Linked DNA regions of Homo sapiens: region 1 is linked to region 2. A link is an interaction called in ENCODE POLR2A ChIA-PET data of the cell type or tissue named here. Cell type or tissue: GM12878. All regions are shown on one strand. Each heading gives the region's core, and the rest is flanking DNA. Links, peaks and the distances in the headings are about the cores only.

Evidence for each region. ChIA-PET counts read pairs that join two places held together with the same protein. Peaks named below come from ENCODE experiments on the same cell type or tissue, not always from the same donor. Only the 100,000 strongest peaks of a DNase experiment are listed, where the experiment ranks them.
Region 1: POLR2A ChIA-PET joins it to region 2 with 7 read pairs; 3 of 35 experiments call an interaction of 5 or more read pairs at or near these places.

What each region holds. Positions count from the first base shown.
Region 1 is chr14:63,555,934-63,561,313 of GRCh38, reverse strand. No RefSeq gene overlaps it. Among named protein-coding and RNA genes, the nearest start is that of PPP2R5E, 15 kb to the right of the region's middle. In GM12878, for the core only: no CTCF peak of the experiment used is centred there; no DNase peak of the experiment used is centred there.
Region 2 is chr14:63,868,598-63,873,977 of GRCh38, reverse strand. The region is part of intron 1 of SYNE2 (spectrin repeat containing nuclear envelope protein 2); the gene reads right to left. Among named protein-coding and RNA genes, the nearest start is that of SYNE2, 18 kb to the right of the region's middle. In GM12878, for the core only: no CTCF peak of the experiment used is centred there; no DNase peak of the experiment used is centred there; H3K4me3 peaks cover 1,257 bases; H3K27ac peaks cover 2,203 bases.

The sequences.
Region 1 (5,380 bases), core at 213-5,212, 310 kb after region 2:
TTTCTTCAAATGTAAAAGTAAGCCGGGAGTGGTGGCTCATGCCTGTAATCCCAGCACTTTGGGAGGCCGAGGTGGGCAGATCACGAGGTCAGGAGATCGAGACCATCCTGGCTAACACAGTGAAACCCCGTCTCTACTACAAATACAAAAAAAAAAAAAAAATTAGCCGGGCGTGGTGGTGGGCACCTGTAGTCCCAGCTATGCAGGAGGCTGAGGCAGGAGAATGGCGTGAACCCAGGAAGCGGAGCTTGTAGTGAGCCGAGATCGCACCACCGCACTCCAGCCTGGGCAACAGAGTGAGACTGTCTCAAAAAAAAAAAAAAAGGTAAAAGTAATACATATTCCTCATAAAACTAAAGTGATATCTGTATTAATCCATTCTTGCATTGCTATAAAGAAATACCTGAGACTGGGTAATTTATTTATCTATCTATTTATTTATTTATTTTTGAGATGGAATCTCACTCTTTTTCCCAGGCTGGAGTGCAGTGGCCTGATCTTGGCTCACCGCAACCTCTGCCTCCCGGGTTCAAGCGATTCTCCTGCCTCAGCCTCCCGAGTAGCTGGGACTACAGGCATGTGCCACCATGCCTGGCTAAGTTTTGTATTTTTAGTAGAGACAGGGTTTCAGTAAATTGGTCAGGCTGGTCTCAAACTCCTGACCTCGTGATCCACCCACCTCGGCCTCCCAAAGTGTTGGGATTACAGGCGTGAGCCACCACGCCCAGTGAGACTGGGTAATTTATAAAGAAAACAGGTTCAACTGGCTCACGGTTCTGCAGGTTGTACAGGAAGCATGGCTGGGGAAGCCTCAGGAAACTTACAATCATGTCTGAAGGTGAAGGGGAAGCAGGCACGTCTTACATGGCCAGAGCAGGAGGGAGAGAGAGGTGGGAGGTGCCACACACTTTTAAACGACCAGATTTCATGAGAACTCTGTCATGACAACAGCACTAGGGGGATGGTGTTAAACCATTAGAAGCTGCCCCTGTGATCTGGCCAGGCGCGGTGGCTCACACCCATAATCCCAGCACTTTGGGAGGCTGAGGCAGGAGGATCGCTTGAGTTCAGGAGTTTGAGACCAGCCTTGGCAACATAGTGAGACCCTGTCTCAAAAAAAATAAAATAGGCTAAGCATGGTGGCTCACGCCTGTAATCCCAGTACTTTGGGAGGCTGAGGCAGGTGGATCACCTTAGGTCAGGAGTTCGAGACCAGCCTGGCCAACATGGTGAAACCCCATGTCTACTAAAAATACAAAAGATTAGCCAGGCGTGGTGGTGGGCACCTGTAATCCCAGCTACTCCGGAGGCTGAGACAGGAGAAATGCTTGAACCTGGGAGGCGGAGGTTCATCCATACTATAAAATACTAGGCAGACATTAGATGTAAGGGAGATGTTTCGGGCCCACCCCAGAATGCCAAAAAAAAAAAAAAAAAAAAAAAAAGAGAGAGAGAGAGAAAAGATATAAGGGAGATGTATATCATATGGAAAAGTGTCTCTGATGTCACATGAAAAATAAAAGCCACAGCACTATAAGTAAAGTAGTATCCTATGTATACTAGGGAAAACTATGTTATATACACCCATACACATACACAAACACACACCTGTACATATCTAGAAAAGTATTGGAAGGATATACATGGAACTGTTAGTAGTGAATATCTTTGGGCATGCACTGAGGTAGGTGATAAAGATTAAATTATACACTTGGGTAGTGATATGGTTTGGATCTGTGTCCCTACCCAAATCTCATGTTGAAACGTAATCCCCAGTGCTGGAGGTGGGGCCTGGGAGGAGCTAATGAGATCATGGGGACAGTTTTTTTTTTTTCAATTATTATTATTATTATTTTGAGACAGAGTTTTGCTCTTGTTGCCCAGGCTGGAGTGCAATGGCTCGATCTCGGCTCACTGCAACCTCCGCCTCCCAGGTTCAAGCGATTCTCCTGCCTTAGCTTCCCAGGTAGCTGGGATTACAGGTGCCCACCACCACGCCCAGCTAATTTTTGCCTTTTTAGTAGAGACGGGGTTTCACCATATTGGCCAGGCTGGTCTCGAACTCCTGACCTCAGGTGATCCACTCGCCTTGTCCTCCCAAAGTGCTGGGATTACAGGCATGAGCCACCACGCCCAGCTGTTTCTATATTTTGTCACTGAAATTCTGCAGTGAATATCCCAGGTGAACATTAGCAGTATTTTTGTAAGAAAGAGTTCTGGGGCAGGAATTTTTTTTTTTTTTTTTTTTTGAGGTAGAGTCTTGCTCTGTCATCCAGGCTTGAGGGCAGTGGCATGCTCTCAGCTCACTGCAACCTCCAGCTCCTGGGTTCAAGCGATCCTCCCAACTCAGCCTCCCAAGTAGCTGGAATTACAGGTGCATAGCCACCTGGCTAAGTTTGATATTTTTAGTAGAGATGAGGTTTCACCATGTTGGCCAGGATGGTCTCAAACTTCCAACCTCAAGTGATCCACCTGCCTTGGCCTCCCAAAGTGCTGGAATTATAGGCATGAGCCACAGTGCCTGGCCAGGGGGGAGGAATTTTTAAGGGAAAGACGTTCTAAGAATTTATGCTTAGTAATGAAAGAAATCTCAAGGGAGATATGGTATACTCTTGTGTCAAATCAACATATAACAAATTCATATAGATAAATCACAAAAGCACTAAAACTGTAATGGAAAAAATAAGCAAAACCCACCAATAGTCAATTTGCAGAAAAAGAAATACCAATGACTACTAAATACATGGAAAATATTTTAACTATTCTATCTCTGTAATTAACAAGATGAGAGGAGAAAGTAATGGTGATGTGGCAGAACTTTAGCAAGAACTTAAAAATATGGCCAGGCATGGTGGCTCATCCCTGTAATCCCAGCACTTTAGGAGGCTGAAATGGGAGGATCACTTGAGGTCAGGCATTCAAAACCAGCCTGGCCAACATGGTAAAACCCCATTTCTACTAAAAAAAAGCAAAAAAAAAAAAAAAAAAAAAAAAAAAAAAAAAAAAAAAGCCCAGCGTGGTGGCCTGTGCCTGTAATCCCAGCTGCTTGGGAGGCTGAGGTCCGAGAATCGTTTGAACTCGGTAGGCGGAGGTTGCAGTGAGTTGAGATCTCATCACTGAACTCCAGGCTGGGCAAGAATGAGACTCCATCTCAAAAAACAACCACAATACAAAAAGAGCTTTAAAATATTCATATCCTGGGGCTGGGCGCAGTGGCTTACGCCTGTAATCCCAGCACTTTGGGAGGCAGAGGCGAGCGGATCATGAGGTCAAGGGATCGAGACCATCCTGGCCAACATGGTGAAACGCTGTCTCTACTAAAAATACAAAAATCAGCTAAGCGTGGTTGCACGCGCCTGTAATTCCAGCTACTCTGGAGGCTGAGGCAGGAGAATTGCTTGAACTCAGGAGGTGGAGGTTGCAGTGAGCTGAGATCGCACCACTGCCCTCCAACCTGGCGACAGAGTGAGACTCCATCTCAAAAAAAAAAAAATTCATATCCTTAAATCATGAATTCTACTTTCACAAATTTGAGGAAATAAAGATGTCATAAGTAGACACCCATTGGCTACATCTCAGGGCTACTGCTCCTACTCTTCTCCCCACTACCTCCAAGTGAAGAATCATCCAGCCCAAAATGTCAAGCTCCTTCTCCTCTTTTTCTCCTCCAATGCACATGGAAACAGCAGAAAGCCTCCAACACTCATTTTGTGCAGTGAGTCTCATATCCTGACCACATTTGATTGGACCAGGTGAGGGTACCTGAGCTAACCTGGGCTAGGGTCGCTTTCCCAGGAACTTTGAATTAACACTAACGGATCCTCGCCTATGTTCTGGCTGCTCTATTAAATGGAGACAATGCAAAAATGAGAGCTTGACCTGCCATTTTGCCCAACCTAGCCTGCCCCTCAGAAAAAGTGAGAGGAGAATGACCGAAGCACAATCACAGCAAGGACAGAGACAGAAAGGCCTGAGTGCTTTTCCATCCTACGGCTAGTCCCTGCTTGCTGAGGCTAAGTGCATCCCTGCCCAAAATCCTAATAGCAATTATCCTCCTTTGCGCGTGCCAACTCCAGTAAGTCCCTGGTAAAGCTCCTGCTGCTCCAACTCAAGAGAGAGAGCCCCAGATCCTGCTCAGTGCCTCAATATTGCAGAACAGAGGGAGTGAGGGAAACATTTAATTTCCAACTCTGAAGGTCTACCATGGAGAAGAGAGGAGCAGAAGGAAGAACTTAATACTGGTGGAGCACTTGGTAAAATGAAAATAAATATTCTTTTTTTTTTTTTGAGATGGAGTTTTGCTCTTGTCGCCCAGGCTGGATTGCAATGGCACAATCTCGGCTCACTGCAACCTCTGCCTCCCGGGTTCAAGTGATTCTCCTGCCTCAGTCTCCCGAGTAGCTGGGATTACAGGCGCCCACCACCACACTCAGCTAATTTTTGTATTTTTAGAAGAGACAGTGTTTCACCACGTTGGCCAGGCTGGTCTTGAACTCCTAACCTCAGGTGATCCACCTACCTCGGCCTCCCAAAGTGCTGGGATTACAGGTGTGAGCCTCTGTGCCCGGCGAAAATAAATATTCTATGTGAACCACTTTAGACAGTTCCTGGCCCACAGTAAACAATACTTTTTTGTTGTTGTTTTATTTTCTAAGATTGAGTCTCTCTCTGTTGCCCAGGCTGGAGTGCAGCGGCACAATCTTGGCTCAGTGCAACCTCCACCTCCCAGGTTCAAACAATTTTTCTGCCTCAGCCTCCCTAGTAGCTGGGATTACAGGATTACAGGTGTGTGCCACCACACTGGCTGATTTTTTGTATTTTTAGTAGAGACAGGGTTTCACCATGTTGGCCAGACTGGTCTCAAACTCCTAATCTCAAGGGATCCACCCGCCTCAGCCTCCCAAAGTGCTGGAATTACAGGCACGAGCCACCGTGCCCGGCCTCTCATAGTAAACAATACTTTAAACAAACAAAAGGAGGCCAAGTGTGCCAGGCCAGGCCTGAAGGAGAATTCTGAGTATAACCAGTATCACCGCCTCTGTTTCTCTTTTTATTTTTTCCATTTTTTCCTCCTGATCATAAGATATTGCAACAAACTCTGGGCTTTCATAGTAATTAGTCCTTGTTCATAACATCTTGTAGTAGAGTAGAGTGATAGTATTTTTTTTTTTTTTTGAGATGGAGTCTCGCTCTGTTGCCCAGACTAGAGTGCAGTGTCACCATCTCAGCTCACTGCAACCTCCACCTCCTGGGTTCAAGCAATTCTTTGCCTCAGCCTCCTGAGTAGCTGGGATTACAGGTGCCTACCACCATGCCCGGCTAATTTTTTTTTGTATTTTTAGTAGAGATGGGGTTTCACCATCTTGGCTAGGCTGGTCTT
Region 2 (5,380 bases), core at 198-5,197:
CAAGAGAACAAGTAGCCTCCTATGTACCTCTGTCAAGTCACCGTTCACTGGAGGAAAAAGGGAGGGAAAACCAAGCCATGAACAACCCAAATAGTGTTAATAAATCAAATTATGGAAGGAACTTCTGAGCAACAGCCGCCGTCCTCCCATTCACTTTCTACTTCCTTTGCATGCTGAGACCCATCCACAGTTCAGTGAGGAAGCAATGGTGCCAACCATTGTCCTGCTTTATGTAGTTAATGGAGAAAAAAATGAGAATCTTATGATTTCTTACAAAGGTAAGTACTTGGCCGGGTGCAGTGGCTCACGCCTGTAATCCCAGCACTTTGGGAGGCCGAGGCAGGTGGATCACGAGGTCAGGAGATCAAGACCATTCTGGTTAACACAGTGAAACCCCATCTCTATAATACAAAAATTGGCTAGGCGTGGTGTTGGGCGCCTGTACTCCCAGCTACTTGGGAGGCTGAGGCAAAAGAATCGCTTGAACCCGGGAGGCGGAGGTTACAGTGAGCCGAGATCGTGCCATTATACTCCAGCCTGGGCAACAGAGCTAGACTCCATCTAAAAAAAAACAAAAAACAAAAAAGGTAAGTACTCACACTTTAGAGTACTGTAGAGTCCACACCTTCACCTGCATGACTATGGAAATATGGGGAAATTAATCTTTATCAAAAAAAAAAGTAAGTCATATCCATTCTAAATAAAGAAATATGTTTATATCTACAGTCACTGGCATATTAACACTCAGACAATTCTACTTATGTACTTCACATCAGTCTGATTAGAGTATACCCATTTTCAAATATGAGTAGCTATATGTAGCTCCAATAATATCGGAAAGGCAAAGCTGTCATTATGTGGTTTATGTGCATGTTAATGAGTAACTGTTTCCAGAAAACTACAAAAACAATACACCTACAAATCAAAACGAAAAAGACAAACAACCCAACAGGAAAATAAGCAAAAGACGTGAACAGGTGGGTCCTAGAAGGAGACATAAAAAACTAAATATCAACCAATAAGTGAATGGATAAACTGAGACATACTAATACAATGGAATATTAAACAATGAAAATCAATGAATCAGAGTTACATATATACCAAGACGGATGAATCTCACAGTTGAGAGGAAAGATAGCAACTTGCAGAAGAATGTGCAACATACAGTAAAACTGTAATATTAATTACATATCATCTTTTTTTTTTTTTTTTTTTTGAGGCAGAGTCTCACTCTGTTGCCCAGGCTGGAGTACAGTGGTGTGATCTTAGGCCACTGCAGCCTCTGCCTCCCGGTTTCAAGCGATTCTCCTGCCTCAGATTCCCAAGTAACCGGGATTACAGGCACCCGTCACCACCACCACGTGCGGCTAATTTTTGTATTTTTAGTAGAGATGGGATTTCACCATATTGGCCAGGCTGGTCTCAAACTCCTGACCTCAGGTGATCCACTCGCCTCGGCCTCCCAAAGTGCTGGGATTATAGGTGTGAGCCACCATGCCCAGCCAATTAGACTCTTGTTGGATTTTTCTTGTCTTTTTTTTTTTTGAGATGGTGTCTCGCTTTGTCACCAGGGTGTGGAGTGCAGTGACAAACCATCTTGGCTCACTGCAACCTCCACCTCCCAGGTTCAAGTGATTCTCCTGCCTCAGCCTCCCAAGTGGCTCGGATTACAGGCGTGTGCCACCATGCCTGGCTAATTTTTTTTATTTTTAGTAGAGACAGGGTTTCACCATGTTAGCCAAGATGGTCTCGAACTCCTGACCTCAAGATCCATCCGCCTCAGCCTCCCAAAGTGCTTGGATTACGGGCATGAGCCACCGCACCAAGCTGGATAGAATCTTAAAGTATCTCCCAGGGATCCATGATAGGACTAATATTAGGCTGGTACAACTTGACACGGCCGGGCCCACACACTACCAGCTGTCAAATACTTTGAAAATCAACCTTAACATTCATATGCAACAAAATTGTTAAGCAACACATAAGCATGATAAATACCAAATTCAGTACAGCAGCTTCCTCTGGGGAGGAGGAAGAGGTCACAACCAAATTAGCAATATTTTATTTCTGAACTAGGATGCTAAAGCAGGTATATACTTACTGTATAATCATTTATACCTTTTCATAGGTCCTAAATATTATGTAATTTTTAAACAATATCTATATATAGATATAATTTAAGTTGGCCAGGTGCAGTGGCTCACACCTGTAATCCTAACACTTTGGGAGGCTGAGGCAGGCAGGCAGCTTAAGCTCAGGAGTTTGAGACCAGCCTGGGCAACATGGCGAAACCCCATCTCTACAAAAAACATAAAAGTTAGCTGGGGTTCTCACAGTGAGACCCTGTCTCTGAAAGATTAAAAAAAAAAAAAATGACATCTCTTTTAAAACCACTTTAGATAATGGTTTTCATACTAGAATGTTAAGGAAATACTTGTTCTAGTGGAATTTTTTTAAAAAATTCAAATCTCGCCAGGCACGGTGGCTCATGCCTGTAATCCCAGCACTTTGGGAGGCTGAGGCAGGCGGATCATCTGAGGTTGGGAGTTCGAGACCAGCCTGACCAACATGGAGAAACCCCGTCTCTACTAAAAATACAAAAAAATTAGCCGGGCATGGCAGCCCATGCTTGTAATCCCAGCTACTCAGGAGGCTGAGGCAGGAGAATCGCTTGAACCCAGGAGGCAGAGGTTGCAGTGAGCTGAGATCCAGCCATTGCACTCCAGCCTGGGCAACAAAAGTGAAACTCTGTCTCAAAAAAAAAAAAAAAATTCAAATCTCCCCAAAATTAGTTCCTTTCTGTCCTTCTTGAGTTTGTATTACTCTTTAACTCTGCCTCCAAAGAACCATCCATTTCTGTGCAACCGCATTGATAAATGGAGAGTTCGTACTAAATATTTGATACTTGGTCTTATTTAACCATCAAATCTTAGCATTCTAACTGGTTAAAGACAAAAAAGTAAAATTAAAAATTTAAATTTAAATTTAAAAAAGTAAAATGACAGTAGATGAGAAAAAAACAGCTGGAAAATAAATGAATCTGGGATATCATGAGTCTGCCTGTTTATGCCCCTGGACTAGAGCAGAACCAAAAGGACCTCCATGTGCTGATAGGGTTAAATATGATTTCCTGGGGTGTTGATCTTGAGTAATACTCCGTGTGCATACATTCTAAAGGAACAAGTGAATTTTAGAAATGTCTGTGGTATAGTGTAGTGGTTAAAAGCTTGGGTTCTGAAATCAGTCTGACCCCTGGTTCAAATTCTAGCTTTGCCATATACTAGAGGTGTTATTTTGGGCAAATTACTTAACCTCTCTGAGTAGAGTTTCCTCATCTGTAAAAGTGAAACTAAAATCCCACGTACTTATATTACTGAGATAATACAGGTAACAGAAAGCATAGTACCTATAGAACACATGGTAACAAATGCTAGTTATTACATTCAGTTCAAGGGTGCAGTACACAAGGGGCTAGGTATCAGGTGTTTAGGGGACAGTCAGAAATGAATCATATATGAGCCCTAATTCTTCAGGAACTGGGGGAGATGGCCTTGTAAACAAGTCACTGTAGTATTATCTAGAATGGAAGAAGTGCCAACTGAAGTACAAGCAAGGTGCTGTGGGTGCATAAAGCAAGTGATGCCAACTTTGGGGAAGTTAGGGCTAATTTTGTAAAGCATTTGCCATTTGAGCTGAGGGTGTATTGCCAGGCCTAGAATGATGAGTAGGGCTTTTATGGGTGGAGAGTGGAGGAGAGTAGATTGTGGGCTGAAGAAAAGCACAGGGTTAATGGCAGGGTGTGGTGGGAGAGAAGGCTGGATAGATGATTTGTGGTTATATTTTGGAGGGTTTTTCACACACAAGTGTTCAGACTATATTCTCATGGCCAATGGGGAACCAAAGCAGGTGTTTGGTGTGAGCTGTGTTTCGCAATAATGTTTTGAAAGATGTATTAGAGAGGCAGGAGTCCAATTACAAGGATGTTTCAGAAATTCAGGTGAGTGATGAAGACATTTGGAGAACAGAGTCAGAGGGGATTAAAAGGAGATAGAAGACAGACAATTCGAAACTAGGTGCCAAAGACAATGTTCATGCTATTACTTGAGAGAGAGAAAATACAGGAGGAGAAGGTATGGGATAAATTGGATATTCCAGCAATGGGGTGGGCTAATGGGTCTTGTGAACTCAAAGATTAGTGCGAGATCTATCCGGCAGTTGGAAATTCAGTTCTGAAAGAAGGAAGCTAACATTTTATTGTGTACCCACTGTGTCTCAGGTTTTATGCTAAGCACCTTTGCAAATTATTTATTGGGAGCAGTTTTTTTTTTTTTTTTTTTTTTTGAGACAAAGTTTCGCTCTTGTTGCCCAGGCTCAAGTGCAGTGGCGCGATCTCAGCTCACTGCAACCTCTGCCCCCTTCCCCCACCACCTCCGTTTCAAGCGATTCTCCTGCCTCAGCCTCCCGAGTAGCTGGGATTACAGGTGCCCGCCACCACGCCCGGCTAATTTTTGTATTTTTAGTAGAGATGGGGTTTCACCATGTTGACCAGGCTGGTCTCAAACTCCTGACTTCAGGAGATCCACCTCGGCCTCCCAAAGTGCTGGGATTACAGACATGAGCCACCATGCCTGGCTGGAAATAGTATTTTTAAGATGAAAAAGTAGGGGCTCAGAAGAGACGTGATATTTAAACATCAACTTTAATTTTAAAGCACTTCTCATTTTTATCTTTTCTCTTTAAGCTCAGAAGAATGGATAAATGAGTGAGTACCAGAGGCAGCGAGCAGGCTGCTCTCTGGGACACTTTTCATCAGTTTCCACCTCAGGGTTTCACTATGAGGAGGGAATAGCTCTTTAACTGTGTGGTTCTCCTTGTTACCTGAAGAGTGTCAAGGGAGTTTCATTCTCCATTTTATTTCTCAAGTTCTAATATTCCTTTCCCTTCGGAGCTGCTTGAAGGTTAATGTCCTTTAAGATTTTTCTCTCTTGCTTCTGATGAAATGGAAACATTTGTTTTGGAGTGGGTAAAAACTTAATAAGTCTTGTTTTAGTTCAATTGGAGAGGCCAAAGGGGCAGAGAGAATGTTGCTCTTTTCCTTAATGGTGTCCCCTTTATTAGATAATGAAATGTGTAATCCTTATGCCAAGCTCATGGATGCAGATAAAAATTAAGTCTGATCAGACTTTGAATGCCTTTTAAGGAATTTTTGTTATTACAAAAACCCCAGCACACACACATACACACACACGCACACATGCACACATAGGCAAAAGCCCTTCCCCATATTACTTTCATTTTCCATTCTTGCAGTCTCTCTTCCTAGAGATAATTGCTATGGACAATTTTATGTTTATCTTATTTAAATGTTTCTGACACCTGG